Regions from separate parts of the Homo sapiens genome. Here all the other regions are linked to region 1. A link is a contact called in ENCODE Hi-C or POLR2A ChIA-PET data. All regions are on one chromosome and are shown on one strand. The core of a region is the stretch at or near the end of the contact, and the rest is flanking DNA. Distances in the headings are between cores, read along the strand shown. Region 1 holds the start of SLC3A2 (solute carrier family 3 member 2). Region 2 holds the start of MACROD1 (mono-ADP ribosylhydrolase 1). Region 3 holds the start of COX8A (cytochrome c oxidase subunit 8A). Region 4 holds the start of TMEM258 (transmembrane protein 258). Region 5 holds the start of RCOR2 (REST corepressor 2).

Evidence for each region. Hi-C counts contacts between places; a loop is a spot of excess contacts on that map. ChIA-PET counts read pairs that join two places held with the same protein, here RNA polymerase II (POLR2A). Pooled maps may share reads with other maps.
Region 2: a loop to region 1 is called in a pooled map, with 4 times the contacts of the local background. The contact joins the promoter of MACROD1 here to the promoter of SLC3A2 in region 1. A Hi-C loop is called at or near these places in 1 of 168 maps with a recorded cell type or tissue (posterior vena cava) and 4 of 50 pooled maps. POLR2A ChIA-PET finds 5 or more read pairs at or near these places in 1 of 52 experiments (naive thymus-derived CD4-positive, alpha-beta T cell).
Region 3: a pooled map shows a loop between it and region 1 (9-fold over the local background). The contact joins the promoter of COX8A here to the promoter of SLC3A2 in region 1. A Hi-C loop is called at or near these places in 9 of 50 pooled maps. POLR2A ChIA-PET finds 5 or more read pairs at or near these places in 2 of 52 experiments (WTC11 and activated B cell).
Region 4: a map of CD8-positive, alpha-beta T cell shows a loop between it and region 1 (9-fold over the local background). The contact joins the promoter of TMEM258 here to the promoter of SLC3A2 in region 1. A Hi-C loop is called at or near these places in 2 of 168 maps with a recorded cell type or tissue (CD4-positive, alpha-beta memory T cell and CD8-positive, alpha-beta T cell) and 6 of 50 pooled maps.
Region 5: a pooled map shows a loop between it and region 1 (4-fold over the local background). The contact joins the promoter of RCOR2 here to the promoter of SLC3A2 in region 1. A Hi-C loop is called at or near these places in 2 of 50 pooled maps. POLR2A ChIA-PET finds 5 or more read pairs at or near these places in 4 of 52 experiments (A549, IMR-90 and WTC11).

What each region holds. Positions count from the first base shown.
Region 1 is chr11:62,879,623-62,882,160 of GRCh38, forward strand. SLC3A2 (solute carrier family 3 member 2) reads left to right here and starts at 1,274. Exons shown (of 9, transcript NM_001013251.3): 1 at 1,274-1,825; 2 at 2,271-2,444. The coding sequence starts at 1,402. RefSeq lists enhancers at 596-645, 1,015-1,906, 1,296-1,565, 1,550-2,538, 1,986-2,265.
Region 2 is chr11:64,164,841-64,167,378 of GRCh38, forward strand. It overlaps MACROD1 (mono-ADP ribosylhydrolase 1), which reads right to left and starts at 1,273. Exons shown (of 11, transcript NM_014067.4): 1 at 857-1,273. The coding sequence starts at 1,154. It overlaps LOC105369339 (a long non-coding RNA gene), which reads left to right and starts at 1,398. Exons shown (of 3, transcript XR_950187.3): 1 at 1,398-1,749. RefSeq lists an enhancer at 792-1,292 and silencers at 830-929, 1,060-1,139, 1,400-1,659.
Region 3 is chr11:63,973,354-63,975,891 of GRCh38, forward strand. COX8A (cytochrome c oxidase subunit 8A) reads left to right here and starts at 1,267. Exons shown (of 2, transcript NM_004074.3): 1 at 1,267-1,441. The coding sequence starts at 1,328. RefSeq lists an enhancer at 1,181-1,620.
Region 4 is chr11:61,791,334-61,793,871 of GRCh38, forward strand. It overlaps TMEM258 (transmembrane protein 258), which reads right to left and starts at 1,266. Exons shown (of 4, transcript NM_014206.4): 1 at 1,223-1,266. The coding sequence starts at 1,225. FEN1 (flap structure-specific endonuclease 1) reads left to right here and starts at 1,578. Exons shown (of 2, transcript NM_004111.6): 1 at 1,578-1,695. MIR611 (microRNA 611) reads right to left here and starts at 1,228; the gene lies at 1,162-1,228. RefSeq lists enhancers at 514-1,491, 1,284-1,578, 1,492-2,467.
Region 5 is chr11:63,915,903-63,918,440 of GRCh38, forward strand. RCOR2 (REST corepressor 2) reads right to left here and starts at 1,262. Exons shown (of 12, transcript NM_173587.4): 1 at 428-1,262. The coding sequence starts at 554. RefSeq lists an enhancer at 339-1,002 and silencers at 1,094-1,213, 1,354-1,413, 2,091-2,140.

The sequences.
Region 1 (2,538 bases), core at 24-2,523:
ACCCTTTTCTCTATGCTATTACTTCAGATCTTGGCTTTTGCTTTCTTCCAAATACACAGCAATCTTGGCTTCCAGCCTAGGTGGGAAAGGGAGAAAGAACCGATTTCCTCCAGCTCCTCTCTGAAAGTAGCCCAACTGGCACTGTTTAGGAACAAGGAGTTCCTGAGAGTGTTGGCACCCCACGGTGTTGATGTCCGGTAGTTCCCTGCTGTGAACCCTGTCTCTGCCCCACTTCAATCCAAGGACCCTGTGGAGGGAATTCTAGGCTTCTTCAAAGCCTCTGCAGTACCAGCTGCCTCCAAGGCCTAACATAGTGAAGTGATAGGGAGACAGGACCTTGGGGGAGTTTGGGGATAACTGTGGGAGTTCCTGCAAGGTGGGTAAGAGTCTGGCCATGGCATCTTCTGGTCTATTCCACAAAAAAGGTGGATGCCTCTGAGACCTAGCTCTGTTATGTTCATTACAGCCCTATCAGTCTCTTCTGGATGTCTGATTCCTAGCTGCCAAACATCCAGGTGCTAGCAGCTGGGGGTGGGGTAGGATAAGAAGGGGGGTGTCTACCTCAACCTTCCTGCCCAAACCATTCATTTTAAAGTACTGTGAAGAAGGCTGGATTAGTGTTAAATTCAATAAAGTTAACAAAGCAAAGTATTGTAGTGAGTACACAATAAATAGTTGCTGCATGAGGAATTTCTTGAAATGAATTCAAGATGAGTCTTGAAAAACGAGTGGGAGTAAGCCGTGCACGGAAGCAGAGGTCTAGCAGAGGTCTAGCGCCAAGTCCCAGAGGCCTGAGAGGGCAAGCCTTGGTGGGGGAAAAGGCAGAAGTTGTGACTGGCTGCCTCTGAGAGTGCAAGTAGCCATGCAAAGTTGGGAAAACCAGACGGCGGCCGGAGCCGTGAACCAGGGGCAAATGGAGGATGGTGTTGGGGTAGTCACTAGCCTGCCGGAATGGAAGAAGAGGGGCGTTTGGGGGCGGTAAGGCCTAAAGGACACTGGAGGGGCCTCGGGATTTGGGGCAGGATCACAGGCCTAGTCCACTTAAAGGTGGCTCCGTGCCAGGCCTTCCCAGAATCAGGTTGAAAAGAACTTTAGGGTTAGACAGGTTGGAGATGAGAAATTGGACCATGCAGGAAGTACTGTCGGAGGCGTGTTCCTGACTTTACTACCCTGAGCCGCCCACGGCTGGGGCAGTCCCCGAGGTTCCACCTTAAGGGGCGGGCCGGGGCGGGGCTCCGCTGCCCCTTCCCAGAGGCCGCGCCTGCTGCTGAGCAGATGCAGTAGCCGAAACTGCGCGGAGGCACAGAGGCCGGGGAGAGCGTTCTGGGTCCGAGGGTCCAGGTAGGGGTTGAGCCACCATCTGACCGCAAGCTGCGTCGTGTCGCCGGTTCTGCAGGCACCATGAGCCAGGACACCGAGGTGGATATGAAGGAGGTGGAGCTGAATGAGTTAGAGCCCGAGAAGCAGCCGATGAACGCGGCGTCTGGGGCGGCCATGTCCCTGGCGGGAGCCGAGAAGAATGGTCTGGTGAAGATCAAGGTGGCGGAAGACGAGGCGGAGGCGGCAGCCGCGGCTAAGTTCACGGGCCTGTCCAAGGAGGAGCTGCTGAAGGTGGCAGGCAGCCCCGGCTGGGTACGCACCCGCTGGGCACTGCTGCTGCTCTTCTGGCTCGGCTGGCTCGGCATGCTTGCTGGTGCCGTGGTCATAATCGTGCGAGCGCCGCGTTGTCGCGAGCTACCGGCGCAGAAGTGGTGGCACACGGGCGCCCTCTACCGCATCGGCGACCTTCAGGCCTTCCAGGGCCACGGCGCGGGCAACCTGGCGGGTGAGTGCAGCGCGCCCCCGTCCCGGGTACCTCCGGTTGAATCTGGTGGCTTGCACCGACCCCCTCCCCTGTCCCCAGACGGATCTAGATGGTTCTTCCCTCCATCCCGTACCGACGACTGTTCCCCCTTCCCCCACCCCCTCCCCGGCACATTGTCCTTCCCTCCTTTCTTTGAAGAAAGCCGACCCGCCCCTCACTCCGTCACGAGGGTGGGTGACTCAGCGTCCTCCTTCCCCGCGGCGCCAGAAGCCAGTTGCAACCGGTTTCTGAAGTAATGTGCAGGACTCCTTACATCAGCTCCTCTGAGTCTCGTGATTCAGCCTTGCCTCCCTCTCTCCCCCTTTGCCCCCTCCCCGTCCCACCCTTAGGCGCTGGGAGAAGGGAGGGTGGGGAGGTCAGGGGCCTCTCAGAGGGGCCTCACTTGTTAACCCAGCCCCCATTTCAGGTCTGAAGGGGCGTCTCGATTACCTGAGCTCTCTGAAGGTGAAGGGCCTTGTGCTGGGTCCAATTCACAAGAACCAGAAGGATGATGTCGCTCAGACTGACTTGCTGCAGATCGACCCCAATTTTGGCTCCAAGGAAGATTTTGACAGTCTCTTGCAATCGGCTAAAAAAAAGAGTGGGTATCCTGGGGTTCCCAAGGAAACAGCTAGAAAGGACTTGGCCAGAGGAAAAGTAGGCTAGAACTTTTGTCTGGTTTCCTGCTAACTGGC
Region 2 (2,538 bases), core at 23-2,522, 1.3 Mb after region 1:
CCCTGAAAGGCAGGGGCAGCTGGGTGCCCGGCAGGGCTATTTGGGGCTCAGTAGCGGCAGCTTGGGTTCTCTCTCTCCCCAGGCCCCAGACTCATGCCCCCTCCAGGAGCAAGAGGAAGTGGTGTGATTCTTGAAGGGTGTCATCAGTTGTCACAGGGACAAGACCCCACCTCTGCCCTGCTCCTCTAACCTCTGTTCCTGGCATGAGCAAACTGCTCACAAGTGGCCAGAGGCCAGCGAGAAGGGGAAAAGGGCGCCAGACCACGTGCCCAGGAAGGCATCAGAGTGCGGGCTTGGGGTGGGGTGGAGGCAGGACAGGCCAGCCCAGGAAGGTCACTCTGTGAGGTTACGTGCCCCACCAGGTGGGACGCCAGCCCCGGAGCTGTTCCCTCAGCCCCATTCCCGAACACTTAAGAACCACACTGTGCAAAGTTTGGAGAGTCCGGGATCATAACCTCCACTTTGCCACCAGCTCCGAGTGACCTTGGGGAAGCCAGCTGTGGCACTCGGCCTCAGTTTCCCTCCTGCACAGGGAAGGAAGTTGGTAGGTCCTGCACAATCTCTGGGGTGCCCTGTGACCCATTCCAATGGGGTAAGGAAGGCCGCCTTCCTCACGCTGCCCCCTGCGTGGACACTTGGACCTGGTCTGGAGTGAATTGTTCTGTGGGGCTGGGAACACGCGCGGGGGCGGGGGGGGCTGTCAATGGGGAGGAGGGGTCCGTTCCAGGGCAGATGGGGCCTCAACTTCCCCAGGTCTCTCGGGTGGAAGGGGCTGCTCGCTCGTTGGGGGCCGCCCAGCCGGGAAGCTCCACGTGAGGCCGCCCTCTCCCTCGCGCCCCCTCGTGCTTACACTTACATTTCGCCTCCTTCCAGTCGGTGGAGGTGCTCAGGTCCACCTTCGCCGCCATGGCCAGGGGGGCCCAAGTGCGCACCCCGGCTGTCCGCCCCACCGCCGCCGCCCCCCACGCCCCAACTCCCGCCGAGGTCCGCGCACGGCGGCCGAACACGCCCAGGAACGCCGGGGGACCGCACGTGCTGCTGCGGGTCCTCGTGGCACCCGCCAAGTGTCCGGGCCGGGGGCGCGGGGGGACGAGCAGCTGCCCCGCCGCGCGCAGCTGTGCCAGGCGGCCGGACAGTCGGCTCTGTAGAGACATGAGCGGGCGGCGCGGGACGGCTCTCCGCCCACTTGGACTCTATTTACGGCGCTCGGGAGTGTCTCTCCCTTATTTACTCTGGGACCGGGTGGCGACTGCCAGCCAGCGGCGACCTGCTCGGAGCCAGCGGGAGGCGCGGCCAGAAAACCCGGGAGCGCCGCTGGGCACCCTGGAACTTGTAGTCCGGGCCGCCGGATGGGCCCACGCACTCGTATACACACGTGCGCGCCCGCCCGGGCTCCCAGTGTCGCGGATGGAGCCCCGCCTGAGCCCTTCGACTTCTCCCGTGGCCGCCAGGCGCCTCCCCTCCGCGAGACCTCGGCCGCCTCTAACTTTCTGGTTGGCTGAGCGTCGGCTTCCCCGGCACGGGCTGAAGCCCCCGGGCCTTCCACGCAGCCCCGGGCCCCTCTGCCGCTCGGCCCCGCGGCGGAGCAGGCGCGCCGGCCGCTGCGTATCGAGCTGGGAGAGCCTGGCGCGGCTTCCGCAGTGCCGAGCGTTTTGCAGCCTGGGAGACCCGGGCTTCTCTCCCCGCGGGTCAGCAGGGCACCGCCTCCACACCCCAGCCTGCCCTCCTAGGGACAGGTGCGACGAACGGGTAAATCCGGTTTGGGGACTTCTCCCCAGAGCCTCTGCCTTCTAACAGCCCCGGGGCCAAGGCTCAGCTGGAGCAGAATCTAGGACAGCTGGGGAGGAGAGTCGAGGGTGGAAATAGTGGAATTTGGAGGCAGGAAACTTAGGCTTCAAGTGGCGTTCAAGGGTGGAAGGATTGGGGTGATGTTTTTGTGTGTGTCTGTGTGTTTTTTTTTTTTTTTCTTTTCTTTTTTAAACAAAAACCGGCCGGGCGCGGTGGCTCACGCCTGTAATCCCAGCACTTTGGTAGGCCGAGTTGGGTGGATCACGAGGTCAGGAGTTCGAGGCCTGCCTGGCCAACATGGCGAAACCCCGTCTCTACTAAAAATACAAAAATTATGCAGGCGTGGTGGTGCATGCCTGTTAATTACAGCTACTCGGGAGGCTGAGGCAGGAGAATCACTTGAACCCGGAAGGCGGAGGTTGCGGTGAGCCGAGATCGTGCCATTGCACTCCAGCCTGGGTGACAGAACGAGACTCTGTCTCAAAGAAAACAAAACAAAAAACACGAGGATGGATTTTTAAGTACTTTTATATATTTTTATGTACTATTAATATTACTTTATGATAAATATAATGAATACAGGCCGGGCCATTATAATAATATAATGAATGTAATAATGAATAATGAATAAGTGCTCACACCTGTAATCCCAGCACTTTGGGAGGCTGAGGCAAGAGGATTATTAGAGGCCAGGAGTTCAAGACCAGCCTGGGCAATATAGTGAGACCCCCTCATCTCTACCCGCCCCCA
Region 3 (2,538 bases), core at 17-2,516, 1.1 Mb after region 1:
TGGTTACTAGGTCAGTGTCAGGAATTCTCAACAAAAACGACGGAGGCCTGGTGGAGAGGAGGGGACTCTCAATAGAGAGATTTTTTTTTTTTTTTTTTTTTGAGACGGAGTCTTGCTGTGTCGCCCAGGCTGGAGTGCAGTGGCGTGATCTCAGCTCACTGCAACCTCTGCCTACCGGGTTCAAGCAGTTCTCCTGCCTCAGCCTCCCTAGTAGCTGAGATTACAGGCATCTACCACCATGCCTGGCTATTTTTTGTATTCTTAGTCGAGATGGAGTCTCACCATGTTGGCCAGGCTGCTTTCGAACTTTTTTTATTGTTGTTTTTTATTTTTGAGATGGAGTTTCGCTCTTGTGGCCCAGTCTGGACTGCAATGGCTCAATCTCGGCTCACTGCAACTTCCGTCTCCTGGGTTCAGCAATTCTCCTGACTCAGCCTCCCGAGTAGCTGGAATTACAGGCGCCCACCACCATGCCCAGCTAATTTTTGTATTTTTAGTAGAGACGGGGTTTCACCATGTTGGCCAGTCTGGTCTCGAACTGTTGACCTCAGGTGATCCACCCGCCTCGGCCTCCCAAAATGTTGGGATTACAAGCGTGAGCCACTGCGCCCGGCCAATTTTTGTATTTTTCGTAGAGATGGGGTTTCACCATGCTGGCAAGACTGGTCTCAAACTCCTGACCTCAGATGATCTACCGGCCCCGGCCTCCCAAAGTGTTGGGATTACATGCGTGAGCCACTGCGCCCGGCCAATTTTTGTATTTTTCGTAGAGATGGGGTTTCACCATGCTGGCAAGACTGGTGTCAAACTCCTGACCTCAGATGATCTACCCGCCCCGGCCTCCCAAAGTGCTGGGATTAGAGGCGTGAGCCAACGCGCCCAGCCCGTACTTTTTTTTTTTTAGTACAGACGGCCTCCCAAAAGTTCTGAGATTACGGGCGTGAGCCACCACGCCCAGCCTGAATAGAGAGAGATTTAACAGTATGAATGAAGGGAGGAGTCAAGAACAGTTTAGGCTTCTCGCGTACATGATTGGGTGGCCCCAGATGTCATTCACAAGTATAAGCCTTGGAGGCGGAACATAACTCGAAGAAGAGCCCTTTTGTGCTCCGCCCATAGCGTAGGAAGGTGTCAATTGGCTGTTTCGAGGAACGCGCCAAAAACTGCCAAGGGCTGTGGGAGGTGTGTTCTTGCGTCATTTCCGAGAGACTTCCGCGCCGCAGTTTCCCTGCTTCCCCAGCTCCAGAACTTCCGGCCAGCGCAGCCATTTTGGCTTCCTGACCTTGGGCTACGGCTGACCGTTTTTTGTGGTGTACTCCGTGCCATCATGTCCGTCCTGACGCCGCTGCTGCTGCGGGGCTTGACAGGCTCGGCCCGGCGGCTCCCAGTGCCGCGCGCCAAGATCCATTCGTTGCCGCCGGAGGGGAAGCTTGGGATCATGGTGAGGAACGGGCCTGGAAGAGCGCGGGAGGCGCCGTGGGCTGACCCCTTCTGCCTAGCTGACCTCAGGTGGTCCTGAGAATGCCTCGCGCCCCGCAGCGTAGCGGGGAGCAGCAGTGCCGGTTTGGGCATGTCTGGAGGGCGCGAACGACGGGGACAGTGCCCGGGCGACAGTCGGGGCTGTCGGCGTTAGGTCTTTCCCCACAGCCCCAGGATCTCGGGTCTGGTCCTGTCAGGCCCTCCCTCTCCTGTCGCCTCCTCGCTGCGCCGCCTCCTGCCGACTTCTTTAGCCGCTCTGAGCCCATTTTCTCGTTGGTTCACTGGGGGATGCCTGACGCTGTCAGCGACGAAAATGGTTGTTACTGCTATTTATTTTATTTTATTTTATTTTACTTATTTATTTTGAGACGGGTTCTCGCTCTGTCGCCAGGCTGGAGTGCAGTGGCGCGATCTCGGCTCACTGCAGCCTCCGACTCCCGGGTTCAAGCGATTCTCCTGCCTCAGCCTCCCGAATAGCTGGGACTACAGGCGCGTGCCACCATGCCCAACTAAATTTTGTATTTTTAGTAGAGACGGGGTTTCACCATGTTGGCCAGGATGGTCTCGATCTCTTGACCTCGTGATCCGCCTGCCTCAACCTCCCAAAGTGCTGGGATTACAGGCGTGAGCCACTGCGCCCGGCCTGGGAGGGGGTTTTCAGGCAAGGAAGGATAGGTATCGTTTTGGAGTTACTGGCCCATGCAAGGATCCTGGGTCTTAACATACAGGCTTTGCTTTTTTTGTTTGTTGTTTGTTTTTTTGAGACGGAGTCTTGCTCTGTCACCCAGGCTGGAGTGCAGTGGTGCGATCTCGGCTTACTGCAACCTCCGCCTCCCAGGTTTAAGCCAAGCCATTCTCCTGCCTCAGTCTCCCGAGTAGCTGGGATCACAGGCGCCCGCCACCACTCCCGGCTAATTTTTTGTATTTTTAGTAGAGACGGGGTTTCACCATGTTGGTCAGGCTGGTCTCTAACTCCTGACCTTGTGATCCGCCCGCCTTGGCCTCCCAAATTGCTGGGATTACAGGTGTGAGCCACCATGCCCGGCCCAGACCAGCTTT
Region 4 (2,538 bases), core at 16-2,515, 1.1 Mb before region 1:
CTCACTGCAAGCTCCGCCTTCTGGGTTCAAGTGATTATCCTGCCTCAGCCTCCCGAGCAGCTGGGATTACAGGCGTGAACCACCATGCCCGGCTAATTTTTTGTATTTTTAGGAGAGACAGGGTTTCACCTTGCTGGCCAGGCTGGTCTTGAACTTCTGACCTCCTGATCCGCTCGCCTCAGCCTCCCAAAGTGCTGGGATTACAGGAGTGAACCACCGCGCCTGGCCCTCAATTTCTAATTCAGTATTTTCCTCACTACCTATGCTATTATGGAATCTTGTGAGCTATGGTCAAGACATTCAAGTTCTGGTTCTGAGTAATCTGAGTCTGAGTAAAGCGACTGTAATATCTATTTCACAGAACTGAAAAATAAGAAAGATGATGAATCAAAGCATCTAGTGCCTAGCAGGGAGTATTTTGCTCAACAGGTATTTGCTTCCTTCCTAAGGCTGTAGGGAAGATGATGAGATAATGTCTTTTATGAAAGAGGGCTGTAAACGTAAAGATCTGTACAAATGTTAACTTCATTGTCACCGGTCAGCCAATGCTTCTAAAATCCAGAACATAACAACTCTAGAGAAGTAAACTGCCCCCATTGTTCTGAGACACTGGAATTCAATTCAGTAAACAATCACGGCCCCCTTCCCCCAAAATGATAAAGACAATCACTGCCATTTATTGAGCTTCCAATTACGGGCCCTCTGTTTGGCACTGAGAATACAAAGATGAATAGACATCATCCCAGAGCTAGATGCGCGTCAGACGGTGGTCACTAGGAGGCGTGGCCGAAAACAAAGAAGTCCATGGAACGTGGCCAGAGATCTGTACAGAGGCTGTGGGCGCTCCTAGGAAAGTCTGGCCAAGTGCCTGAGAGTTGGAAGTGCTTCACCAATAAACATTTGCCCAGGGCATTGTAGGATGGGCACGGGTTCGGCAGAAGAACTTTCCAAATAAAGATAACACACCACCGATAACAGAGATATACAAACTGGAAGGTATTCAAAATTCGCCCCACGCCTCTCGCCCTTAGAAATCGCGAGCTGAGAAACCTAAGGAGTTCATGGCAAGGGGCTTCCCCCTTCCCCACCCTTCAGCCCAAGCCGGAGGTTCCAGGAGCGTCTAGCCCTCTGGATCTCCGGCGTCTGAGGAGATAAGCGCGGTGTGGGTCAGACCCCGAGGGGTCCTCGCATCTCCGTCTGGAACTCCCCTCAACGCTCTCACCATTTTGCCCCGCGAAGGCTAATCCGCCGCTCCGCCACCGGAAGAACACGTCGGCAGGAGCAGGCGCCTAGCACAACCGGAAAAGGAAGTGCCTCCGGCGCAAGTGGCATTGAGGGACTTGTAGTCCTGCGATTTCGGGTGTAGAGGGAGCAGGGGCCTGCGGGGACCTGGTGTGGGTGGAGTGGGGACAAGCGGTGGAGAAGGGTACGCCAGGGTCGCTGAGAGACTCTGTTCTCCCTGGAGGGACTGGTTGCCATGAGAGCAGCCGTCTGAGGGGACGCAGCCTGCACTACGCGCCCCAAGAGGCTGTGCGTGGCGAGCAGGTCACGTGACGGGAGCGCGGGCTTTGGAAGGCGGCTGAACGTCAGGCCACCCGCCGCTAAGCTGAGAAGGGAGAGCGAGCTTAGGACCGCCTGCCCGGGGCAACCCCGAACCAAGCTTTAGCCGCCGAGGCCGCGTGTCCCAAAGGCCAGGTGAGACCCCATGGGAAGCGCCTCCGGGAGCGACGGGGTCCGCTTGGCGCTGGGGGCCGTGGGGAGCCGGGGTCTGGAGTGCGCGGGATTCGCAGTCAAGAGGTCCCGCCACTTTTCCCCCTGTGAGCCTTGGGCCAGTCGCGTAAGCTCCGAGCCTCTCTTTCCTCCATTGTAGAAAAGCGGTAATAAGTTCCACCTTATGGGGTCGTGTTGTATTTTTCCTAAGACCTTGGACGAGAAACATTTCTGACACTTGAGTTGTTTAGGCCCCTTTCCTGCCTACCTGTCTGTGGGACGCCGTGAGGGGATCAAGGGCTACATGGTCTGGTCCTCAGTCCACACTCCAGCAGCGCGGCCGGCTTGAGGCAAGAGCCGAAGGGTTGAACAGGCCTGGAGAGGGGACATTAGAGGTTTCTGTCTGTTGTCTCAGTTAACCCTGGCAGCAGCCCTGAGAGACAGGCATGGTAATCGTTCTTCTTCTGTAGACGAGAAAATAAACCTCAGTGGCTTGGTAATGTCACACGGATGGTAAATGCCGCGCCTAGATTCAAGGCCAGAGCTTTTGCCGCTGCAGTTCACAGGGGAATTATTCATATTAATCAAATGAATAATTCATTGTCAATTAATTATTAATTGATTAATAATCCAGGGATGGACCTGGAAGGACGCGTGAGAGGATGGCGAGAGGAGGGCACAGCTAAGGAAAAGTGGGAAAAGGCGGGCCTTATTCCAGCTTTCTGTTGAGATCCCAGAATGTAGGGTTAGGTTGGGAACCAGAACATGAAAGATCGTGATGCCATGCTGAAGTGTTTGGACTGAATTAGAAGGAAGAATTGAACAGTC
Region 5 (2,538 bases), core at 12-2,511, 1.0 Mb after region 1:
GGTTGGAGGGCAGCCCCTAGACCTGGACCACAGCCCTGCAAGGAACCCAAGGCTCCTTCCCACCACAGGAGCCTCACAGCTCTGTGTGGAGGTGTCTCTCCAGTCCCTGCTCCAGCCAGACCTCAGTCCCCTGCAAGGTGGCAAGGTATGAGGGACCCACTCTATGCAAGGGAGGGATGCCTCGGTCCCTGAGGGGGTGAGGGCAGGGCAGGGGCCGGCAGGACGCCTCCACAGCAGCTAGGGGCCCAGGTTCCAGATTGGCTGTGCCGGCAGCCTGGGTTTGTGGGAGAAGCAACGCAGAGGCTCCAATCCAGGAGAGGCAGGAGCCATCAGTGTAACAGGCTCGTGGTCTGCAACTCTTCCCCCTCCCGCCCCACTCCGCTCCCCCCAGGCCGGCGCGCCTTTAACCCTAGGCCACCGGGCTCACCGTGCGAGTGCTCCTCCTCGCTGCTGTCATCCTCCGAGTGGGGCTGTCCGCCGTTGGGCACCGTCTTGGCCCGGCTACGGGACAGGATCCCAGAGCCCGCGCTCGGCTTCTCCATCACTGAGGGCATTACCCCGCCCAGCTGCCCCGGGGGGCGCAGGAGCCTTCGGAGAGCGACAGTGGTTGCCGCACTCGCTCCGAGTGCCGAGCCCGGCCCGGCCTGGAGAGGTCGCCACTGAGGTTAGGAGAGGCAGGAGGTCAGCGTGGCTAGGGTCCGGCGGGGTGGGAGCCCACCTGGTAGCCCCAGCGCTCTCCACGACCCCCACGAGCCAGGGCGTCAGAAAAGTTTGTGCAGAAGTGGGGGACGCAAGGGATGAGCGCAAGGTCCGGTGCGGCTGGGGCGTGATTACTATGTACGCCCCTCAGGGTTGGGGTTCCCCTGAAGTCGGGGCCCCCTGTCCTCGGGGCGCCCTGGAACCCCACCGCCCACCTGCCCACGCCGTTCAGCGGCTGGGCGCTGGAGCGCAATCTGCGCCCCCCGGGCTCTGCGCCTCTCAGCTGCGCCGGGGATGCCCCAGTCCCCGGGCGGGGACCCGTGTCCTAAGCAGACCCCTGCCCGCGACGGCAGCCGGCCGGGGCACCGGCGGCGGCGGCGGCGGCGACGGCGGCGGGACGGCGCGCACGGCGCGCGGCGCTGGGCAGAGTTGCCGGGAGGCGGGCGGAGCGCAGCCGCGGGTGCCGCCTCGCACCCTCCCCGGCGCGCTCGCTCTCCCCGCCGCGCTCGGGATGCCGCTTGCTCGCCCGCTCTCCGCCGCCGCTCGCTCCTCGCGCACACAATGAAGCTGCTGGCAGGGAAGTAGTGCCGGCTGCGGCCTCAGCACCCCTCCCCCAGCCGATGCCTCCGCCAGCTGAACATCTGGCCCTGGGGTGGGAGGGAGGGCCCGGGGGGCGGGGCCAGGGGGCCGGGGCCAGACCTCCAGGGGGTGGGATCAGGACCCTGGTGGGGCGCGCGTCCCGCTGCGGGGGCTCCCCTCGCGTCCCTGGGCTCCCAGACTTGCCCCTGGGGGAGACCCCACTGCCCCCCAGGAGTAGCCAGGGGTCAGCCCCACCCACGCGCACACCAACACCACACACCAGTGGGCTCGGGTTACTGCCGCCTGCCCCGGGGGCCCTGGGGCCGCCTGCCCGCCCGCCCGGGTGGAGCCCAGCTTTTCCTTCCATTTCCCTTCCTGCCAAGGAACTCCCCGCCCCCCCTTCCGCAGGGGGGACCCCCCTTATGCGCCCTTGGGGGCCAGAACGGATGGGAGGCTGGACAGGCAAGGAATGAATTCCTCCAAGAGCTACCCAGCCAGAGGCTGGCTTCTGGTGGATCTGTGGGTCCCCAAGGGTCGCCCCAATTCCCTTTAACTGCTGCAGTATGCACCCCTAAACAGTGGTAGCAAGGGCTGAGGGATGGGGAGTGGGAGGTGTAGGGGAAGGTCTGGGCTGCAGGGGAGAGAGGAGCTGGGTCTCCTCCCCACTGGGTTCACTGTCACCCCAGCTGGAAGCAGCATCCCCCTCCCCCCGGACAAGCACGGGCAGAGTGACAGACAGGGAAGCGGGTAGAGCGGCACAGACGGAGATGGGGGAGGGGGTGGGCAGAGACTTTCAAAGCCAGACCCAGCCACCCTGCCAGGCACACAAAGAGCCAGCGCACACACCGGCGGCGGCTCCGAGCCTGCGAGCTGCGCCCGTGCCCGTCCCCGCCGCCCGGGGCACGTGCTGCAGCGCACACAAGCTGAAGCCCCCGCCCGCCGCCCCTCCCACCCGGAGCCCCAGTCTCCTGGACACACCTCCACCCAGGCACACCCCGCTGTGCCCAGACTGAGCCGAGCCCGCACTCGCGCCCTCCTCTCCCTTCCCTTCCTGGTCCACTCTGTAATCAGATTCCTAAATTTAGAAGCAGCCTAGGGCCCAGCCAGGGATCCCTGCCCCCACCCGCTGCCTGCGGCCGAGTGGCCGGGGTGTTGCGGTCGGGCCACGACCCGGCTGGGGCCGCTTGTTCCCGGGGACTCCTGCGGACAGCCAGGGAAAGCCAGGCTCGACCCCACCCGGCTGCTGCGCCGTCGAGCCAC